Regions from separate parts of the Homo sapiens genome. Here region 1 is linked to region 2. A link is a loop called in an ENCODE intact Hi-C map of the cell type or tissue named here. Cell type or tissue: endothelial cell of umbilical vein. All regions are shown on one strand. Links, peaks and the distances in the headings refer to the core of each region. The heading gives the core; the rest is flanking DNA. Region 1 overlaps NSD1 (nuclear receptor binding SET domain protein 1). Region 2 has its middle 21 kb from the start of NSD1.

What was found. A loop is a pair of places that touch in the nucleus more often than their neighbours do. Peaks named below come from ENCODE experiments on the same cell type or tissue, not always from the same donor. Only the 100,000 strongest peaks of a DNase experiment are listed, where the experiment ranks them.
Region 1: it touches region 2 in a loop (13-fold over the local background); 8 of 110 quality-filtered maps call a loop at or near these places.

What each region holds. Positions count from the first base shown.
Region 1 is chr5:177,273,902-177,281,901 of GRCh38, forward strand. It overlaps NSD1 (nuclear receptor binding SET domain protein 1), which reads left to right. Exons shown (of 23, transcript NM_022455.5): 18 at 6,664-6,933. Among named protein-coding and RNA genes, the nearest start is that of RAB24, 26 kb to the right of the region's middle. In endothelial cell of umbilical vein, for the core only: no CTCF peak of the experiment used is centred there; a DNase peak (open chromatin) is centred at 3,140.
Region 2 is chr5:177,105,395-177,120,959 of GRCh38, forward strand. No RefSeq gene overlaps it. Among named protein-coding and RNA genes, the nearest start is that of NSD1, 21 kb to the right of the region's middle. RefSeq lists an enhancer at 4,840-5,339. In endothelial cell of umbilical vein, for the core only: CTCF peaks have their summits at 6,649 (motif pointing left) and 8,664; DNase peaks (open chromatin) are centred at 6,617, 8,697 and 11,617.

The sequences.
Region 1 (8,000 bases), core at 1-8,000, 160 kb after region 2:
AGCTTAAAAGAAGATCAGAAATAGCCGGGCACGGTGGCTCACGCTTGTAATCCCAGCACTTTGGGAGGCCGAGGCGGGCGGATCACCTGAAGTCAGGAGTTTGAGACCAGCCTGGCCAGGCAGGTGCCTGTAATTCCAGCTACTTGGGAGGCTGAGGCTGGAGAATTGCTTGAACCCGGGAGGCAGAGGTTGCAGTGAGCCGAGATCGTGCCACTACACTCAAGCCTGGGCGACAGAGTAAGACTCCGTCTCCAAAAAAAAGAAGAAAAAAAGAAACAAGTACCAGAACACCATTCCTAGCGCATTGCCAGGATTCCCAGTGTCAGGAGAATTGATTTTAGGTGGACCTAACCTTTAACCTACCTAGTGAAATAGTCATCACCATTATCATCTGGGTCCAGTGGAGCCTTTGTATTTTAAACATTTTTATGTCATTTATATGAATAATTGACAGACATAAAAATAAAGAGACAGTGGAGAACAAATGTATTAGAAATTTTAGTGTTATGTTGTTGCTAAAATAATTGCAGTTTTATCATTACTTTTAATGGCAAACCTCAATTACTTTTGCACCAACCTAATATTTACTAAATCCTTTTTACAAACCTCTTTTTATCAGATAAGTTAGTTGCGATGCTCAAATATCATAAAACATGAAAGAATATTGTTAGGCCTGTTGAGAAAAGGAGATTACCCAGGTTGTTCTTGTAAAACATCTTTGATGGCATTGTTCCTGGATGAGAATACCCTATTTCTTTTTTGTTCTTAGAAATGCATTATTTGTTCACTTATCCTTTGTGTGTGTGTGTGTGTGTGTGTGTGTGTGTTGTTTTTTTGTTTGTTTGTTTTTGAGATGGAGTCTCCCCCTGTCTCCTAGGCTGGAGTGCAGTGGTGCAATCTTGGCTCACTGCAACATCCATCTCCCAGGTTCAAGCAAGTCTTCTGCCGCAGCCTCCCGAGTAGCTGGGATTACAGGCGCACACCACTATATGCGGCTAATTTTTGTATTTTTAGTAGAGACGGGGTTTCGCCGTGTTGGCCAGGCTGGTCTCGAACTCCTGACCTCAAGTGATTCACCCGCCACAGCCTCCCAAAGTGCTGGGATTACAGGCATGAGCCACCACGCCCGGCTGTGTGTTTCCAAAGACTGATAATCTGAGATGCTACTTGGAGACTAATTTGACCACCATCTTGAGAATCTAGTATGTTTAAGTTTGTCTCAAATATTGGATCGAGCATAGTTAAACTGAAAAACTTTCGTTGTTTGTCAGAAATTCAGATTGAACTAGATGACTTGGATTTTTATTTGCTAAATCTGATAACCCTACCGAAATCAGACCTTCAAGATCGTGTCTCCAGTGTTTTATACTTGCTTTTTTATTTTTAAACTCCTTTCCTCAGGTGTAGTAGACGGTCTTTTATACTTTTTTTAAACGACAATGCAGTACTTTGGGTAATGCCGTAAGAAATCTAAAGTGTGACAGTTTCAGTATTTCATCGTGCTTATATGTGATTCCATTGTGCTTCCCTTGTCTTTTTTTTTTTTTTTTTTTTTTTTTTGAGATGGAGTCGCCCAGGATGGAGTGCAGTGGCACGATCTTGGCTCACTGCAAGCTCTGCCTCCCGGGTTCAAGCCATTCTCCTGCCTCAGCCTCCCGAGTAGCTGGGACTACAGGCGCCCGCCACCACACCGGGCTAATTTTTTGTATTTTTAGTAGAGATGGGGTTTCACCATGTTAGCCAGGATGGTCTCGATCTCCTGACCTCGTGATCGGCCTGCCTTAGCCTCCCAAAGTGCTGGGATTACAGGCGTGAGCCACTGCGCCCGGCCTCCCTTTTCTTATTATTTCTGTCTTCTTTAGCATAGTTGTGAATTATTGATGAGTTAGTAATAATGTGTAATGATGAATTAGTAAGTTGTTACAAGATAGAGGAAAAGTAAGAACACTAAAATTCCATACCGTGTCTTAGATTTAGTCTGATGGACTTACATGGTATTTACAAGACAGAATCAGTTTTGTTCTTTGTTTGTTCCTTTGAGACAGGGTCTCCCTCTGTGACCCAGGCTAGAGTGCATTGCTGCAATTTTGGCTCACTGCAACCTCCGCTTCGTGGGCGCAAGTGATTCTCCTGCCTCCTGCCTCAGTCTCCTAAGTAGCTGGGATTACAGACATGAGCCACCAACGCCTGGCTAATTTTGGTATTTTTTGTAGAGTTGGGGTTTCACCATGTTGCCCAGGCTGGTCCTGAACTCCTCAGCTCAAAGCAATCCACCCACCTCAACCTCCCAAAGAACTGGGATTACAGGCGTGAGCTACGACACTTGGCCTGAATTTTATTCTTTTAAATAAGTATATTTTCTTTTTGAACTTTGGAAGACCTCTAAAAAGGGATAAAAGTCATAAACACTGCTTCTGAAGTCTTTTTTTTTTTTTCCCCCTGAGACAGAGTCTCACTCTGTTGCCCAGGCTGGGGTGCAGTGGCGTGGTCTCAGCTCACTGCAACCTCCATCTCCTGGATTCAGCCCACTCTCCTGCCTCAGCCTCCTGAGTAGCTGGGACTACAGGCATTGTGCCACCACACCTGGCTAATTTTTGTGTTTTTAGTAGAGATGGGGTTTCACCATGTTAGCCAGGCTGGTCTTGAACTCCTGACCTCAGGTGATCTGCCCGCCTCGGTCTCCCAAAGTTGAGCCTCCCACGGTGAGCCACTGTGCCAGGCCCAGTTTTTTTTGCTTTTTTCTCCCCCCCTTTATTAGAGATGATGATTTCACTATGTTGCCTAGGCCGATCTCCTGGCCTCAGGTTGTCTTCCCACGTTGGCCTCCCAAATTACTGGGATTATAGGCATGAGCTGCCACTCCTGGCCTTTAAATTGTTACTTTAAATGTCATAAAATATCCATACCAAGATTAGATTAAAAAAAGAACAAAACGAAAAAAGTCATAAACTGTTAATCCTTACAAATGATTACAACTTCTGAAATTAAGAATTTCAAAACCTATAATTGGATCTAAATGAGTCTCACAATGTATGTGAAAATATATTCTTGGAACATAGTCGTTAGGCCTCAGAAATGGAAAATAATTCTATTCACATAGTCCTGAGGGTCAGATAACAGCAAGGTAGGCATTTTAGAGTTAACATATTAACCATATTGAGCTACTGAGAGAGCAGTTTCCTGTGAGTGATCTCATCAAGAACTTAGAGGCCAACTTCTTTACTCCATTTTTTTTTTTTTTTTTAATAAACATTTCCAGGAAAAGGATCTAGAGCAGGCATTGGCAAACTATGGTTCATGGGCAAATGTGGTCTACTGCCTATTCTTGTAATACTCTTGAACTACAGGTTGTTTTTGTATTTTTTAGTGATTGGCAAAAAAGAGATTTTGTGACACATAAAGATGATATGAAATTCAACTTTCAATCAGTATCCAGAAAATTTTATTGGAATACAGGCATGCTTCTTCATTTACATATTACATATGGCTGCTTTTATATTACAGTGGCAGAGTCGAGCTACATGTGGAGATCTATGGCCTGCAAAGCCTGAAGTGTTTACTTTCTGACCCTTTACAGAAAAAGTTACTTAACTCCTGATCTATAGTGAGATTTACTTAGAATTACATATCCATGTCTTTGTTCTTAACCATGTGGGATTTGTTTTGGTTTGCTTTTGGTTTACGATGTGATAAGTACAAAACTTATTTTTGGATTAATAACAGGTTAGATCAGTTGATAAGAAACAATGATTAAAACATATATTTTCCAGCCTGGGCAACATAGCAAAACCCAGTCTCTACAAAAAATACAAAGAAAAAAAAAAATTTGGGGTGCCTGTTGTCCCAGCTACCTGAATCACCTGAGCCTGGAAAGTCAACGCTGCAGTGAGCTGTGATTGCACTACTGCACTCCAGTCTGGGGGACAGAGTAAGACCCTGTCTCAAAACAAAAACAAATATATATTTGTAGAGAGAAAAGAAGTAGCATGAACCTTTATGTGTATTTGGGAAGGGTTCAAGTAAAAATATTTCGAATCAGAAGTGAATGTTCAAATGCCCTATTCAGGACTTGTAGTCTTGGGTGACTGAGATTAGCTGTTGTTGTCTGTCCCCTTAGAATTTGCCTTAGACATTGTAAGCCTTATGCCTTATGGCTTCCAGTTGCATGTGTTGGGGATATTTCTCCATTAGCAAGAAGTTTCCAAACCTTACCAGTGTTTTGATGAATCTAGGAACAGATCTGGCAGTGAGACCTACATCCATTTTCCCCACGGACAGCATCTTGCTGGAGTGTCTTGCAGGTCTATACGATCCTCCCACTGCAGCTTCCTGAGTAGCTGGAACCTCAAGCACTTGCCACCATGCCCGGCTAAGCTTTATAATTTTTTTGTAGACATAGGGTTTCATTGTGTTGCCTGGTCTGGTCTTGAACTTCTGGGCTCAAACAATCCTCCAGTCTCAGCCTCCGAAAGTGCTGGGATTACAGATGTGAGCCACTGCACCTGGCCTCCTCCTGTTAAATGTTGATAGAAAAATGGTTTGATGGCAGCATATATCCAGATTGTAGATTTCATAATATTAAAGGGGAGTGGGCAAATAATAAAATGCAAGAAATGAAAGCATTTGAAAATTTAGAGGACAGAAATGACTTTTAAGTAAGTGATTTTAGGTGTACTGGAATGAGTAATCTAGAATATTTGATATGAGAGAAACAATCATAAGGGCATTATATAAGAAAGGAAGAAAGAATTTAATATGTCTACCATGTTTAAGAGGCAGCTAGGTGCTGTACTATACATATATTTCTTATTCTTACAATAGTCTTGCAAGTAATTTATTCAAAATCACACAGTTCCTGAACAGTCAAAATTTTTTGTGCGGTTTGTGTCTTAGAAGACTAAATTTGACTGTTCCCACTGAAATAATATGAAATGAGGGGAGATACATTCTCATGCACAAATCCATTATTGTACTGGAACATCTATTGTCTTTCCTTATTGTTGCTAGTATTTGTTAAAACCTCTACATTAATGGCTTTGGTGTCACAATAACTGTTTGACCTTCATGTTTTAACTCACCAAACTTTCACTGTGTTTTTGAGCACTAGCACCACTTCTAAATTAATCCATGAGTGACATTGCTATAGTCCTTTTAAAAGATTTTAAATTATAAGCTGGGTGTGGTGATACCTGCCTGTAGTCCCAACTACTTGTGAGGCTGATGCAGGAAGCATAGAGGAACTCAAATTACACACAGATGATTTCATGCCATTTATTTGCCACTTAAGAACAGTGCTTTTGCCAGGTGTGGTGGCTCACACCTATAATCCCAGCACTTTCAGAGACCGAGGCGGGCAGATCACCTGAGGTCAGGAGATCACAAGGTCAGGAGATCGAGACCAGCCTGGCCAACATAGTGAAACTCCATCTTTCCTAAAAATACAAAAATTAGCCGGGCTTGGTGGTGTGTGCCTATAGTCCCAGCTACCTGGGAGGCTGAGGCAGTAGAATGGCTAGAACCCAGGAGGCAGAGGTTGCAGTCAGCCAAGATCCCGCCACTGCACTGCAGCCTGGGCAACAGAGCTAGACTCCCTCTCAAAAAAAGGAAGGAAGAATAATGCCTATTTTTTTGTAGCAGCAAATGTGACACCAACATGTGGCAATAGCAGAAACCTAGTTTATAGTTCACCTGGCTTATCAGCTTTGAAAATTTTTTTTTTTTTTTTTTTTTTTTTTTTGAGACGGAGTCTCGCCCTGTCACCCAGGCTGGAGTGCAGTCACGCGATCTCTGCAAGCTCCGCTGCCTCCCAGTTTCACACCATTCTCCTGCCTCAGCCTCCTGAGTAGCTGGGACTACAGGTGCCCGCCACCACGCCTGGCTAATTTTTTTGTATTTTGAGTAGAGACGGGGTTTCACCGTGTTAGCCAGGATGGTCTTGATTTCCTGACCTCGTGATCCACCTGCCTCGGCCTCCCAAAGTGCTGGGATTACAGGTGTGAGCCACCAGGCGCGGCTGAAATTATTTTTTAAAATGAATTTCAAAAAAATTTTTAAAGTTCATATTTTATTTTATTTTATTTTATTTTATTTTATTTTATTTTATTTTATTTTATTTTTTGTGACCGAGAGACCGAGTCTCACTCTGTTGCCCAGGCTGGAGTGCAGTGGCACGACCTAGGCTCACTGCAAGCTCAGCCTCCCAAGTAGCTGGGACTACAGGCGCCCACCACCACACCTGTCTAATTTTTTGTATTTTTAGTAGAGACGGGGTTTCACCGTGTTAGCCAGGATGGTCTCAATCTCCTGACCTCGTAATCCACCTGCCTCGGCCTCCCAAAGTGCTGGGATTACAGGCGTGAGCCACCGTACCTGGCTCGTATTTTATTTTTTTGAGATGGAATCTCAACATATCGGCCAGGCTGGAGTGCAGTGGTGAAATCTTGTCTCACTGCAACCTCCGCCTCCTGGGTTCAAGCAATTCTTGTGGAGTTCATATTTTGTATGTCAAGTGAGGCTCTGTTTTTATATGAAACTAAGTGTTGATAGTTCAAAATCATGGGAAATGTGGCTGCAACTTCAAGGAAAAAAAGTTTGCCTTTTTCAGGACGTGAATTGTCTTCTGCTGACTTGTTTTATGCGGTGTACTTTGTGTTACTTTTCCAGGTAAACCGTCCTATTGGCAGGGTACAGATCTTCACTGCAGACTTATCTGAAATACCCCGTTGCAACTGTAAAGCTACTGATGAGAACCCCTGTGGGATAGACTCTGAATGCATCAACCGCATGCTGCTCTATGAGTGCCACCCCACAGTGTGTCCTGCCGGAGGGCGCTGTCAAAACCAGTGCTTTTCCAAGCGCCAATATCCAGAGGTTGAAATTTTCCGCACATTACAGCGGGGTTGGGGTCTACGGACAAAAACAGATATTAAAAAGGTTAGAAAAAGCTAAATTACCATATACTTTCTCCTCTTTGCAGTTGCTTGATATCATTGATCCTTGACATTAGAAAATTCATCATAGAAGAAAATAACACAGTTAATAATTAACCTTATTGTTGTGTCTTGCCATATCCTTCTACCGTTTAGAGGCTTACGAATGGATGGTTTTGATCTCCCAAGTCCTTTGTATTGATCATGGTCACTGTGTAGGAGGTTGGAAAAAATGGGACATTCATAGAGATGCTATGGCTTTGTTTGCTTTTTTGTGAATATCCTACAGCTGGTAATTAAGAGAGATGACAGTGAGCACATGATACAGAGACATTGATCCACCTACTAATAAAACATTTTTAGTGAGGAAAAAACAGGTCTGGCTTCATGAAACATGAAGGATAAGAAGGTTAAGCCTTATTGGATGAAAATGCAGTCATGTCTTCAACTTAAAACTTGGCAGGATCTCTAAGTTTCTAATAAATAAATAATATTGTATAGTCTTTTTTTTTTTTTTAATAAAATAAGCCTTATTCTGGTTACATTTTCTGAAGAATTTTATTGGTTTCCAGGAAATGTAGTGTATATGGGTTGGCGTTTAGTCATTTGCTAAGTAGTTATTTTTATATTTACTGTATGTGCCAGGTATTGTGCTGGGGATGCACTAACCAAGACGAGAGATATGGCCTATACTTTCATAAAATTTACATTTCGGAGGGAGAGAAATATTGAACAAATCATCTCCCAGTGTGAAAGTATAAAGGGCTCTAGAGATGTGTGACAAAGGAACTGAAACTAGTTTGTCTCTGATGATATTATATTTTATTTTATTTATTTTTTGAGAGAGGGTCTCACTCTGTCGCCCAAACTGGAGCGCACTGGTGCCATCTCCGCTCACTGCAACCTTCAACTTCCAGGCTCAAGTGATCCTCCCATCTCAGCCTCCTGAGTAGCAGGGACTACAGGCTCGCATCACCACGCCTGGCTAATTTTTGTATTTTTTGTGGAGGTGAGGTCTAACCATGTTGCCCAGGCTGGACTTAAACTCCTGGGCTCAAATTATCCTCCCAG
Region 2 (15,565 bases), core at 4,777-12,776:
TCCCCCCACCCCCTGCTCTCACTGTCTCCCTCCCCAGCAGAAACCGCCATCATTTCCTGGGTCTCCTTGCACGGCCCCCATCGCATGCTGTGTGGCCCTCAATCCAGTTCAGCTGTTACCAGTCTTGCTCCTCCCCGCAAAATCCCCACCCAGGTCAACGCCTGGTAGAACTGGGGTGCAGCAAAGTGTTTGCTGAATGAAGGGAAGAAGGAGACCCATTCCCAGGTCCAGGCACAGTCAGGTGTGTACAGTCCACCCCGTACTGCCCACCCCTTCCCACATTCCCCGGGCCCTAACTGGGGACCCCCCACCCCTCCGCCTGCTGTGGGATTTGGCCTAATCCTGGAGGATGAGTGTGGGGCAGCTGCAGCTCCCACTGCGGGGAGAGTGCTTCCCTCTGGAGGAAATATCCTTTTTACTCTCTTGCTATCGAAATTTGACCTTCGTCGGCACCTGGGCCCCACGGCTGGGGCCCGTCCCTGAGAAGTGGTTGAGGAGGGGGCGTGAAATCGCCAACAGCTGAACTCACCCAGCTTTCCCCACATCCTCTCCATCCCTGCCACTGCTCACATTCCACAGCGCCAGCCCTTTCCGGGGCCCCCAGTGCCAGCCTCACGTTCTCGCGCTGGTACTCGGGGGCGCAGCCTGACATGGCCCTATTGACCTCACCACCGGCCCAAGGCACATGCTGTGGGCTCCTTGTAGTTCTGGAGCCTCCAGGCCCCCCTGGAACCCTTCAGGACTCCTAAGTGGACTCATTGGGAACTGTCTCCGCCTTACACTGCTAAGTGGAAAATTCGAGGCACGGGCAGTGTGTGGCGTGCGCCTGCATCGGTGTGAACTGTGAACCTGAGTTTGCAGGAATGCAACCGCTTGGGGATGGCAAGCAGGCACAATAGTTGGTTCCCTTCCCAGGAGGGGAAGTAGGTGGCTGGGGTGAGGGCAGGAAAGGACCTTACACTGTATATGCCTTTGTTTCCTTTGATTTTTGTACCTGGTACATGTATTACCTATCACAAAGAGGAAAAATGTTTCCAAAAAGAGAAATGAAAAGAGGCTGGGCACAGTGACTCACACCTGTAATCCCAGCACTTTGGGAGGCCAAGGCGGGAGGATCACGAGGTTAGGAGATCAAGACCATCTTGGCCAACATGGTGAAACCCTGTCTATACTAAAAATACAAAACTTACCTGAGTGTGGTGGCACGTGCCTGTAATCCCAGCTACTCAGGAGGCTGAGGCAGGAGAATCGCTTGAACCCAGGAGGCGGAGATTGCAGTGAGCTGAGATTACGCCACTGCACTCCAGCCTGGTGACAGAGCGAGAGACTCCGTCTCAAAAAAAAAAAGGCTGGGCGCGGTGGCTCACGCCTGTAATCCCAGCACTTTGGGAGGCCGAGGTGGGTGGATCACGAGGTCAGGAGATCGAGACCATCCTGGCTAACACGGTGAAACGCTGTCTCTACTAAAAATACAAAAAATTAGCCGGGCGTGGTGGCGGGCGCCTGTAGTCCCAGCTACTCAGGAGGCTGAGGCAGGAGAATGGTGTGAACCCGGGAGGCGGAGCTTGCAGTGAGCCGAGATCGCGCCACTGCACTCCAGCCTGGGTGACAGATCAGACTCCATCTCAAAAAAAAAAAAAAAAGAGAGAGAGAAAAATGAAAAGAAAAAAACATTAAGGAAGAAAAGTATTCCCTCTGGGTACAGAACAGTTGCCAGAGCTGCCTGGCCCAAAGCTTCGGCCACCCCAGAGCCAGTTCACAAACTCCAGGGCCCAGTACCCTCCTAGGCAGTCACATTCAGGCCAAACCATCCTGCTGCCCACGTCACACAGCAGCCCAAGCCCAAATAGAGAACCACCTGACACAGCCTGAATGGGTCCCTGACCACTGCCAAGCTCCTTACTCGCCCCTCCCCTGTCTAGCCTCCAGCCCCATGACCTTTCTGTGTCTCCCTTGTCCCAAGCCCACTAGCACCCCAGGGCATTTGCACTGGCCACTATCTTCACCTGGCTCTTCTGGCTCTCAGAATAAAAGTCAGCTCCTAAGATTGGCCTCCCCTGATCACCCTGGCCAAAGTCCTCTCTCTGTTATTCCATATTTTAGACGTTTGTTTTCTTTGCGATGATCTTATTTGTTCACTCTTTACTGGCTCCCACCAAAAGGTGAGCTCTGAGAAGCCAAGGGCTGCGCCGCCAATGTCTACAATGGTGTCTGCCTAATAGTCCGTGCTCCATAGACGTTCATGGAAAAAAGACATGTTGAATAAATTTCCCAAATTCAGAATTCAAATCCCAGGCTGCTGAGCTGATCTCAGAGAGGCTCCAAAAAACTCTCAGGACCTGAGACAATGCTCCCAAAATATCCATGTTGCCTCCTGAGGGGACTGCAACCATGAGCCCCAGAGTGTCTGTAGGGGGTCCGGCAACCCCTTCTCATCCTCTGACCCGGTGGCCCAGCCCTGATGTCAGGATGGAGTCGCAGGGACAGCTCGGGACTGTTACTGCCCTTGAGGGACCTCCAGGCTGGGGGTGTCTGCTTATAAACCAGGATTCCCCAATACTGTGTGGGGGACAACATGGGAGACAAGGGACCAATATCTAAGGAACTCCTGCAACTCCGAAAGAAGACGGGCACCTCGAAACACAAATAAGGACAGTGTGCAACCAGGTAATTGACTGAGGAGGAGACCCAGAGGCTAAGAAGCACTGGAGGAGATCTGGAGACTCGAGAATAATCTTAGGTGTGCTCTCACTTCCTACCTACCAGACTGGCAAGTGAGAAAGTCAGAGAATGGGCCGGGCGCGGTGGCTCACACCTGTAATCCCGGCACTTTGGGAGGCCGAGGCGGGCATATCGCGAGGTCAGGAGATCGAGACCATCCTGGCTGACAGTGAAACCCCATCTCTACTAAAAATACAAAAAATTAGCCGGGCGCGGTGGCGGGCGCCTGTAGTCCCAGCTACTCGGGAGGCTGAGGCAGGAGAATCGCTTGAACTCAGGAGGCAGAGGTTGCAGTGAGCTGAGATTGCACCATTGCACTCCAGCCTGGGCAACACGAGCAAAACTCGGTATTTAAAAAAAAAAAAAAAAAAAAAAAAAAAAAAAGGCCGGGCATGGTGGCTCACACCTGTAATCCCAGCACTTTGGGATGCCAAGGCAGGCAGATCACCTGAGGTCAGGATTTCGAGACCAGCCTGGGCAACATGGTGAAACCCCGTCTCCACTAAAAGTACAAAAATTAGCCAGGCATGGTGACTCAAGCCTGTAATCCCAGCATTTTGGGAGGCCAAGGAGGGCAGATCACGAGGTCAGGAGTTCAAGACCAGCCTGACCAGTAGGGTGAAACCCCGTCTCTACTAAAAATACAAAAATTAACCAGGCATGGTGGTGCACACCTGTAATCTCAGCTACTCAGGAGGCTGAGGCAGGAGAATGGCGTGAACCCAGGAGGCGGAGCTTGCAGTGAGCTGAGATCGTCCCACTGCACTCCAGCCTGGGTGACAGAGAGAGACTCCGTCTCAAAAAAAAAAAAAAAAAAAAGCTGGAGAACTCCAGGTGCTGGCAAGGAGACGAGAGGCTCTCCTGGACTGGGGGCTGAAGCTGTCCCAGCGAAGTCTAGGAGCATTCAGCTAAGTATATACACACATGCCCTATGACCTGGAAATGTTGCCCTGAACATATAACTGCCCCCAAACACACACACACACACACACACACACACACACACACACACACAACACACAGAGATCCTCCCATGTGACCGTGTGGGGAAGGCAGGAGGAGGGGTTGGATCCAGCCTGGGGTTCCTCACTGGAAGGCGGATCAGCAGAATGTGTGGAGGACCCGGTGGACACAGAGCCACATGGGGGACTTAGAAATCTCGTGCTGAGAGGCAAGAGGAAGAAATGGAATGAGATCTAAAGCACAAAGCCACTTGCACGAAATGATGACACGGAAAACACACATTTTCCAAGAACGCACACACAAAACTATTAGCACGACTGTCTGGGGGGCAGGGTGATAAGAATGGAGAATGAGGCCTGGCGTAGTGTCTCACGCCTGTAATCCCAGCACTTTGGGAGGCCGAGGCGGATGGATCTCGAGATCAGGAGATCAAAACCATTTTGGCCAACATGGTGAAACCCTGTCTCTACTAAAAATACAAAAATTAGCCGGGCGTGGTGGCACGCGCCTGTAATCCCAGCTACTCCGGAGGCTGAGGCAGGAGAATTGCTGGAACCCGGGAGGCAGAGGTTGCAGTGAGCTGAGATTGTGCCATTGCACTCCAGCCTGGGCAACAAGAGCAAAACTCTGTATTAGAAGAAAAAAAAAAAAGAACGAAGCACTGAGCACTGACCAGATAGAGGAAGGCGTGCAGGGGTGTGGAGTTGTGGAGTGTTGGGAATTGAAAGGCTCAGTAAATCAAGAAATGTTTACTGGGCACCTACCATAGGCCAGGTACTCTTCTAGTCACTGGGTATACCCAGTGAAGACAGACCTGGCCCCTGCCCTGAGGAGTTTCGTATCTACAAATGGAGACAGATATTCAACAAACACCCAGGAAAATGCTGACTGTAATGAAACGCAGAGCTCTGAAGGTCAACAGCCTGCAGCTGTGAGTGCTGACGGTGGGGACTGATCCTGGCCGGCTCCGGCTCCGGCTCCGGCTCCGGGAAGGGTTCCCTGAGGGAATGATGTTTGAGTTGAAGGAGGAGAGCCTTGGCCTTGTGAAGAGTGGGAGGAAATGCATTCCAGGCAGACAGAATGGTCTCTGCAAAGGTCTGGAGGCAGGCAGGTGCAGGGCGAAGGTGAGGGCATCCGATCCAGCTCCGTGGACAGAGCACAAGAGTGAGGGGGAACACGGTGCCAGATGAGGCCAAACCCAGGGGGCCTCGTAGGCTGTGGGTTTATCCTAAGGCAAGTGACAAGACAGGAAAGCAAGGGGCTGGTGCAGATGGGCAGGCAGTGGAGGGGATTGTTGCAGCGCCTGGCTAGACTCAGAGCCGGGAACCGGAACAGCCCCCCAAAGTACATGTGTGGCCTCCCAAGAAGACAGAAGTAAGAGCCCCAGAGCATCCACAGAGTGACCATCCACGCTGTCTCCCACTCTCTGGTCTGGGGCCAGCAGCGCCTCTGCACAGCTACATTCTGAGGCTCCCAGCTTGGCCAAGGGGATAGAGAAAAGTGGAAGGCCAGATGCAGAATAAGAGGATTTGCTAGGCCAGGCATGGCATTTCACGCCTGAAATCCCAGCATTTTGGGAGGCTGAGGCGGGAGAATGACTTGAGGCCAGGAGTTCAGGACCAGTCTGGGCAACACAGTGAGACCCTGTCTCTACAAAAAAAATAAAACAATTAGCCGAGTGCGAGAACACGTGCCTGTAGTCCCAGCTACTTGGGAGGCTGAGGTGGTAGGATCACTCTTACAGAGAGAACAGTCTCTGCTTGGAATAGTCCAAGCTCCTTAACACGCAGAGGAGGCCTTCAGGATCTGGCCCAGTAGGTTGCAGTGAGCTACGATATTGAGTCTCTGCACTCCAGCCTGGAACACAGAGCAAGCTCCTGTCTGAAATAAATAAATAAATAAATAAATAAATAAATAAATAAATAAAAGGGAGGCCGGGCACAGTGGTTCATGCCTGTAATCCCAGCACTTTGGGAGGCTGAGGCGGGCAGATCACCTGAGGTCAGGAGTTTGAGATGAGCCTGGCCAACACAGTGAAACCCTGTCTCTACTAAAAATACAAAAATTAGCTGGGTGTGGGTGGGCTACTAGGTAGCCCAGCTACTCGGGAGGCTGAGGCAGGAGAATCGCTTGAGCCCAGGAGGTGGAGGTTGCAGTGAGCCGAGATCATGCCACTGCACTCCAGCCTGGATGACAGAGCAAGACTCCCTCTCAAAAACAAAATAAAAATAAAAATAAAAGGGGGCTGGGCGCAGTGGCTCACACCTGTAATCCCAGCACTTTGGGAGACTGAGGCGGGGGATCACAAGGTCAGGAGCTCAAGACCAGCCTGGCCAAGATGGTGAAACCCCGTCTCTACTAAAAATACAAAAAATTAGCTGGGCGTGGTGGCGGGCGCCTGTAGTCCCAGCTACTTGGGAGACTGAGGCAGAGAATTGCTTGAACCTGGGAGGCGGAGGTTGCAGTGAGCCAAGATCGCACCACTGCACTCCAGCCTGGGTGACAGAGCGAGACTCTGTCTCAAAAAAAACCCAGAAAATAAATAAATAAATAATAATAAAAGGGGACTGGCTGATGGGGGGTGGGAGGGTGAAGGAGGTGATGGAGAACCTGGAGATGGGAAAGGACAGAAAGTTGAGTGAACAGGTGGCATCAGTGTGTTTCAGGGGCCTGAGGAGGGACCACAAGGGGGTGGACAGGGCAGATGATGATGAAAATGTCGCCAGACCAACACACTGTGCCTGACCGTGAAACAAACAACAGGAAGCCAGCAGCATCCCAATTTCACTATCCTTGTGCCTTTCACCCCAACTCTTCCCAGCCCCTTCCACGTCCATCCCTTGGCCTCGTCCTCTCCTTTCCTCCTCCATCTCTTTTTTTCTCTCTGGTCTGTCTGCCCTGTGAGGGGTCTCCAGGTAGAAGGAAGAGTTGGAGGGGACATGGTGGGGCGTTGTTGCCACCTGCTGGCAGCCACAGGAAGTGCATACTCCAGCCTGGTGCATGGTGCAAGCCTGAGCTGGGGACCCCGAGTCTTCCCCTGCTGGTGGTGATCGGGTGATTCCTGAAGGACCCTGGCTGGTGGTGATCGGGTGATTCCTAGACCCTGGCTCTAGGCACTGTGTTTTTCAGAACGATGCTGATAAGCCACTCTCCACCTTACTCAAGGGAATCGCTGATGGACAAAACCATAATTGCCCCTGCTCAAACCCTTCCCCATCCTCAGGCGTTGGTCCAAGCTCCATAATACGCTTAATAGGAGACCTTCATGATCTGGCCTTGGCCTCAGGCACAGCATCTTGTTCTCATTAGTTTCAGTGCCTTCCCCAGTGCACAGGACCTTTGCACCTGCCCTCTCTTCCTAGAACAGTCTCCCCGCTTCTGGTTTTCCAAACTCCTCCTCCTCTTTCGGGGTTCCAATTCCCCACCTCCCTGGAAGAGAGCTTCTAGCACCTCCACATTAAGCAGGGAGGATGAGCATCTCAAGCCATGGGAACAGCATGCGCGAAGGCCCAAGATGCTTCAAGGGGTTGGAAGAGGGCCAAAGGCCTGAGAGGGTGACGGGGTTGGCAGGGCTGTGGCAACAGGTACCATGGTCCTGGGTGATGGGTTGAGTCCCTGGTGAACAGTGGAAGGTCAAGGTTTTCAGTAGCAGCAGACATGGTCAGATATGTGTTTGGAAGGGCCCACGTAAGGTTGCCAAGTGCAAAAGGCACTGACAAGGCAAAAGTGGGTTTGGGGGCAACAGGTGGGGGCTGCATAGGAGAGAGATGGTGGGGGCTTGGATCCTTGAGCCCCCCACTTCCTGCTGGCTGGGTCCTGAGCTGGGGCTCCCAGTCCTGTCTCCAGTCTTTCTGGGCTAGACAGGGGCAGCCCTGCAAGGTGCCAGCCTAATTCCTCTGCCTGACCTCCCTGAGGGGACTCTAGCGTACCCTGGTGTGCTCCACACCGGCCCTGGCTGCCTCCTCTGATAGCCCCACCCCACATGCATACCTCTTATACCCTCGTGTTAGGCACCCACATGCTGCCTGCCTCTCTGAGCCAGCCCCTATGGCCTGTGGGAGCTGCCCTCCCATTCTACAGAGGAGGAAGCTTAGCCTCACAGCTGGGAAATAAGCTGAGAGCAGTAGGGAGGGGATTTGAACCTGGGTCTGTCTGCCCTCCCCACCATACTAGGCAGCCTAACAGTTACAGGCAGGACTCTGTCACATCCAGTGACTACATGACTTTGGGTGGACAGCTTTACCTTTCCCTGCCTCATTGTACTCTTCTGCAAAACGGGGACAATCGTAGTAATTGGCCCAGTGAGGTTTGTGAAGAGTAGGTAGAATGAATCCCCACAAGGCTCCAGCACAGCACCGGGCACACAGCAGGCACTCATCAATGGTTGCTTTTTCCATGAATACTATCTCGGGAACTGAACATGCTCACCGGGGAAATGCGCTTCATTTCAGTCAGGGAGAAAACAAAAGGAGCTCCAGGAGGACCAAGAAGGGAGGATAAAGTAGGGAGAATGGCTTGGGGAAGGTCTGGGCTAAGTCACTCTGAGTTCCAAGTACAGAGCAGGTGTTCAGGGCGCCAGCTGTGAGGAGCCTTGAATGCCACACTGAGAAGTCAACAAAAGTTCTAGAGCCAGAGAAGGCACCACCAGTACCCTAAGCCCAGGGGTAGGCTGCTCACTCCCCCAGAGATGACAGCACTGTAGGCAGTGGAAGAGGATGCTGGCAGCAGGGGCCCATCTCAGTCTTCATTGCACTCCATAGCCAGGCGCCTGTGGTCCCAGCTACTCGGGAGGCTGAGGCACGAGAATCGCTTGAACCCGGGAGGCGGAGGTTGCAGTGGAGCCGAGATCGCGCCACTGCACTCCAGCCTGTGCAACAGAGATAGACCTTGTCTCAAAAAACAACAACAACAAACTCCACAGTCCAGATAACGTTTTCCTGGGCCTGAGAACCTTCCCCATGCAATTCCCCAGCTAGTCACACGGTGGCGACAGTGCACCATGAGCCCTCTGCTTCTCCCTCCCTTTCAGCCAAAGCAAAAGCCAAACACCAATGTTTTCTAGATGCCTCTAAGAGATGGAGGGAGATTTAGGGAGAGATCTAAGGAGTCTCCTTTAGTCCATTCATATCCCCTGCCTATAGGTGAAAATGATGACTCACAGAAGTCAATTCATACCCCGAAGATCACCCAACCAGGTTTTGTTATTTTGTTTTTGTTTTTGTGTGTGAGATAAGAGTCTTGCTCTGTCACCCAGGCTGGAGCACAGTGGTGCAATCTCAGATCACTGCAACCTCTGCCTCTGGGGTTCATGCAATTCTCCTGCCTCAGCTTAGTGAGTAGTAGCTGAGATTACAGGCACGCACCACCATGCCCAGCTAACTTTTGTATTTTTAGTAGAGACGGGGTTTTGCCATCTTGGCCAGGCTGGTCTTGAACTCCTGGCCTCAAAAGATCCGCTGGCCTCGGCCTCCCAAAGTGCTGGGATTACAGGTGTGAGCCACCACGTGCGGCCTCCAACCAAGTTTTGAACCCTGGTCTGTGCGTCTCCCAGGACAGCTGCAGCAGCTGCCTGTCCTAGGCCATCAGTCCTGGTTCAGCCTCCCGCCCCCATCACTGGGCAGTGCTGCCTTTGCTGAGCTGACAGATCAGAGGTCTGCCCTGGGAGTGGACAAGGGCAAAGACTTTCACTTTTGCTTTCTACTTCTGAAGTTTAGGTCACTTATGTAGCTTTTGCACTGTGGGTGAGGCGCTGGGATAGTTCCTATCGCTGGGGAAGAGCTTGTCTGAGGGACGACGCCTCGGTGTTCCCACAGTTTCCCTCCCCCATCCCAGCCAAGGCTCCCAAGACTGAATTCCCCGGCCCTCCTAGCTTCTAAAGAGGAAGAGAGCTAACTTTGATGGAGGACTTCCTCTGTGCCGTGTACTATGCCGGACATCCTTTCTGCATGCATTCAGTACAGAGTAATGAAGTACACACTGTGTGCTTGTCACAATAGACAGCACTACAAGCTCTTGCATGCAGCAATAAAGAAATATTTATTAATGGTAACTTGTGTGCTGGGCGAGGTGGCTCACACCTGCAATCCCAGCACTTTGAGAGGCTGAGGCGGGCGGATCACATGAAATCTGGAGTTTGAGACCAGACTGGCAAACATGGCGAAACCCCATCTCTACTAAAAATACAAAAAGATTATCCAGGCATGGTGGCACACACCTGTAATCCCAGCTAGCTACTAGGGAGGCTGAGACAGGAGAATCGCTTGAACCTGGGAGGCGGAGGTTGCAGTGAGCCAAGATGGCGCCACTGCACTCCAGCCTGGGCGATGGAGTGACTTTCTTAAAAAAGCAAAACAAAACAAAAAACACCTAATGTTGGCCGGACGTGGTGGCTCATACCTGTAACCCCAACACTTTGGGAGGCCAAAGCGGGCGGATCACTTGAGGTCAAGAGTTCGAGACCAGCCTGGCCAACATGGTGAAACCCCATCTCTACTAAAAATACAAAAATTAGTGGGGTGTGGTGGCGCACATCTGTAATTCCAGCTACTAGGGGCGCTGAGGCAGGAGAATTGCTTGAACCCGGGAGGTGGAGGTTGCAGTGAGCCGAGATCAGGTCACTGCCCTCCAGCCTGGGCGATAGATCGAGAATTTGTCTTAAAAAAAAAAAAAAAAAAAAGGCCAGGCACGGTGGCTCACGCCTGTAATCCCAACACTTTGGGAGGCCGAGGTAGGCGGATCACAAGGTCAGGAGTCCGAGACCAGCCTGGCCAACATGGTGAAACCCCCGTCTCTACTTAAAAAATACAAAAATTAGCCGGGCATGGTGGCGTGCGCCTGTAATCCCAGCTACTCGGGATGCTGAGGCAGGAGAATCGCTTGAAACCGGGAGGCGCAGGTTGCAGTGAGCCGATTTCGCGCCACTGCACTCCAGCCTGAGCGACAGAGCGAGACTTCAACTGAAAAAAATATGTCTGTATATAAAGATATAGATATTTACTATAAATAAGCACACAGCTTAATACATATTTATTGAATGAATGGCTTATGTTGAGCCTGAGTTGTCTGTGAGATTCCCAGGTAGTGAATTTGGGGCTGTGGGACAAATCTAGGCTAGATTGAGGCCCCAGCATTGCTGGCATCTAGGGAATGCACGTGCTGAGTGGATGACGATCCCTCGTGGAAACTGGGTGAATAATAAGCAAATGGGCCTGGGATGGGGCACTGCGACACCTTTGTTTGTCAGGCAGGGAAAAGGGGAGACATGCCCATGACATGGAGGCATAGAGAAGGGTTTGTGAGAATTAGGAGGGATCAGGTAGGAGTGGGATGGCCTGGAAACCTGGTTGGTTCAAGTAGGGTAAAGAGTCAAATGCTTCTCAGAGTAAAGCAGCAAAGATGGTGAAACGTCACCGGATTTGGCTACAGCGGCACTACTGGTGATCTGAAGCCAGGGTGCAGTGGGATCAGGAGGAAGATGAGGAAGAGGGGACAGGACAGTGGAGGGAAGGAGAAGCAGAGCCTGGTTGCAGGGTAGTTGACATTTTTCTCGGCCGTTTGTGGGCTGCCGGGAAGGAGCAAGAAGACAGGAAAGGGTTGGCGCTCCAGAGGCGAGAGAGGAGAAAGGGACACAAAAACCCATGGAAGCAATAGGGCGGGACTCAAAGCCCACGAGGAGGGCCGGCCCAGTTGTTCTCTGTCTCGTTTTCTAAGCGCTGCGGCAGGGCTGGTGGTGAATTCAGATAAACAGGCACAAAGGGCCAGTGGGGTCGCTAGCAAGATCTGGGACACGCTGAAAGTTAATAGGAATTGGCTGCCCTTTGCCGGCGCAACCCAACGTACAAAGATGATCTTTTCTGAGGCTCCACCGCCGCAGAGCCCTTCGCGCGGCCCACGGCACCAGCCGCCGCTGATTGGCCCGTGGCAGCCACCTGACCGAACGGACCAATAGGAGGCGTTCTCCCAGGAATGCGGCCCGCGTGTGGCCGGGAGCGGAAGCCCGACCTGAGTGCGGCAGGGCCCAGAGGCTGTGCTGGCCACGTGCACCCGGCTGGATTCCGCGGGCGCCGAACTGGGAGTGTGGAGCCGGGTCTCCCACTACCCTGTTCCGCCGGCCGAGGGAGTTGGGGAGGCCGCCTGTCCCAGACGCCCGGACCCTGTGTCCTTCTGATAAATTCCCCCTTTTTCTCTCGCTGGCTTCTGGGGCCATGTCCTTTTTACCCCCTCTGGTCCAAAGTAGTGTTTTAGGAGATTTGGAAGCAAGCAGAACCAAGTTGAAATTACTTGCTCCGCTGGGCGCGGTGGCTCACACCTGCAATCTCAGCACTTTGGGAGGTCTAGGCGGGCGGATTGCTTTAGCTCAGGAGTTTGAGACCAGCCTGGGCAACATGGCGAAACCGCGTCTCCACTAAAAAATACAAAAGTTAGCCGGGCGTGGTGGCGCGTGCCTTTACTTCCAGTTACCCTGGAGGCCGAGGTGAGGGGATCACTTGAGCCCGGGCCTTCTAGGGTGCAGTGAGCGGTGATGGCGCCACTGCACTCCAGCCTGAGCGACAGACTCCGTCTCAAACAAACAAAAATTAGCCGGGGATGGGGATGGCGGTGCGCGCCTGTGGTCCCAGCTACTCCGGTGGCCGAGGAGGGAGGATCACTTGAGCAAGAGTGGGCAGGCTGTGGTGAGCCGAGATCACGCCACAGCGCTCCAGGCTGGTCGAAAAAGTGAGGCCTTGCCTCAAAAATAAATAAATAAATAAATAAATAAATGCTGGGCATGGTGGCTCACTCCTGTAATCCCAAATAAATGCCGGGCCGGGTGGCTCATGCCTGTAATCCCAGCACTGTGGGAGTCCAAGGCGGGCAGATTGCTTGAGCTCAGGAGTTTGAGGCCAGCCTGCGCAACATGGCAAAACCCGTCTCTACCAAAAAATACAAAAATTAGCAGAGCGTGGTGGCGTGTGCCTGTGGTCCCAGATACTCGGGAGGCTGAGGCGGGAGGATCGCTTGAGCCCAGAAGGCAGAGATAGCAGTGAGCTGAGATCACACCACTGCACTCCAGCCTGGGTGACGGGGCAAGACCCTGTTTCAAAAAAAGAAAAGAAAGAAAAATTACTTGCTTACCATGTGACCTAGGACAAGTGTTTAACTTCACTGAACCTCAGATACCTCTTCTGGAAAATGGGACTACTAATACCTACTTCAGTATCTTTGTGAAGATTGTAAAGTCTCGTACCTGGCACACTGTGAGCTCCCAAAACACGTTGGTAACAGTTTTTATGATTGTGGATAGTCCTACCTTAGAGGAAGTCACAATCTCATCACACACGGCCTTGTACTAAGGCTTTTTCTTCCTACTGCCCCTTACTAGAATGTACACTGCTTGTTAACAACAGTGTAACCATATGACTTTTGAGTCTTCCAATTCCACAGTCCCTTCACTTGGTCTAACAAGGGGAAATTTAAGCTATACAGGAACAGTAGTAGGACAGGACATGAAACCATGGGATTTACATCAGGAAAGACACCAGCAATAAGGTGGGAATGTTTATAACACAACAGGGAGGTACTGAAACACATCTTGCTAGAAGGCTGCCATGCACCAACTTTGTGTGAACCTCGCTAAAATAGTAATCGTGATTACAATCATTGGAGGACTTGCCAGGTGCCAGATACTGTTCTAAACTTACATATTACCTCTCAACAATCCCACTTTAGGCTGGGCATGGTGGTTCACACCTGCAATCCCAGCACTTTGGGAGGCCGAGGCGGGTGAATCACCAGCCTGGCCAACATGGCTAAACGCCGTCTCTACTAAAAATACAAAAATTAGCTAGGCATGGTGGTGCACATCTGTAATCCCAGCTACTCAGGAGACTGAGGCAGGAGAATCCTTTGAACCTGGGAGGTGGAGGTTGCAGTGAGATTGTGCCACTGCCCTCCAGCCTGAGCAACAGAGTGAGACTCCATCTCAATAAAAGAAAAAGAAGAAGAAGAAAAAAAAAGAAAATCCCACTTTACAGAGCGATCACAGAGGCACAGAGAAGTTCTCGGTAACTTACCCAAGGTCACTATTAAGTGGCAGAGCTGGGGGTTCAAATCAGGCCTTGTGGGCCAGCGTCTGTGCTCATAACTTCACAGTGTGCTGCCTCTCCAACACCAGCTCAGGCAATGGGCACTCTAAAGACCCACCACAGCCAGGCACGGTGGCTCAGCCTGTAATCCCAACACTTTAGGAGACCGAGGCAGGCGGATCACAAGGTCAGGAAATCGAGACCATCCTGGCCAACATGGTGAAACCCCATCTCTACTAAAAAGTACAAAAATTAGCTGGGCATGGTGGCAGCTGCCTGTAATCCCAGCCACTTGGGAGGCTAAGGCAGGAGAATCGCTTGAACCCAGGAGGCAGAGGTTGCAGTGAGCCAAGACCAAGCCATTGCACTCCAGCCTAGGCAACAGGAGGGAGACTCCATCTTAAAAAAAAAAAAAATAGGCCAGGCACGGTGGCTCACGCCTGTAATCCCAGCACTTTGGGAGGCTGAGGCAGGCAGATCACCTGAGGTCAGCAGTTCAAGACCAGCCTGGCCAACATGGTGGAACCCCTTCCCTACTACAAATACAAAAACTAGCCAGGCGTGGCTGGGCATGGTGGCTTACATCTATCATCCTAACACTCTGGGAGGCCCAGAGTGTCAGGTGAGTGGATTGCCTGAGTTCAGGAGTTCAAGATCAGCCTGGGCAACATGGTGAAATCCTGTCTCTACTAAAATACAAAAAAATTAGTCGGACATGGTGATGTGTGCCTGTAATCCCAGCTACTCAGGAGGCTGAGGCAGGAGAATTGCTTGAACCCAGGAGGCGGAGGTTGCAGTGAGCTGAGATCATGCCACTGCACCCCAGCCTAGGCGACAGAGCGAGACCCCCAAACAAAAAAACATAAGGTTGGGGACTTTCTAGATTATAAGATACTTAAGAGATACAAGGACTGCCCGGGCATGGTGGCTCAATACCAGCACTTTGGGAGGCCGAGGGGGGGTGGATCACTTGAGGTCAGGAGTTCAAGACCAGCCTGCCCAACATGGCAAAACCCCGTCTCTACTAAAAATACAAAAGTTAGCCGGGCATGGTGGTGTGTGCCTGTAATCCCAGCTACTCAGGAGGCTGAGGCAAGAGAATCGCTTGAACTCGGGAGGTGGAGGTTGCAGTTGGCCCAGATTGTGCCACTGCACTCCAGTTTGGGCAACAAGAGCAAAATTCCATCTCAAAAAAAAAAAAAAAAAGAGATACAAGGACCAGTGTATGATCCATCTACCAAAGACATTTTAGGGAAATTTGAATATGGAAAAGGCATTAGACTGAAGCAAATTATTGTTAGGTGGTATTGTGGTTATGTAGAAAACTGTTCTCCTTTTTGGAGAAGTTTACTAAGTGTTGTAGGTGAGAAGTATTAGGATTTCTGCAACTCAATTTGAAATGCCTTCGAAAAAAGTCTACCAAGCAAATATGCAAAATGTTAACGCATATTGAGTCCAGGTCTTTTTTGTTTTCTTTTTCTTTTTTTTTTTTTTTTTTGAGATGGAGTATCGCTCTTGTTGCCCAGGCTGGAGTGCAATGGCGCAATCTCGGTTTACGGCAACCTCAGCCTTCAGGGTTCAAGCAATTCTCCTGCCTCAGTCTCCCGAGTAGCTGGGATTACAGGCATGCGCCACCATGCCCAGCTAATTTTGTATTTTTAGTAGAGACGGGATTTCTCTATGTTGGTCAGGCTGGTCGCGAACTCCCAACCTCAGATGATCCGCCCACTTAGGCCTCCCAAAGTGCTGGGATTACAGGCGTGAGCCACTGCACCCAGCCATTATTTTTCTTTTTTACTTTTCTGTTTTTGTCTTTT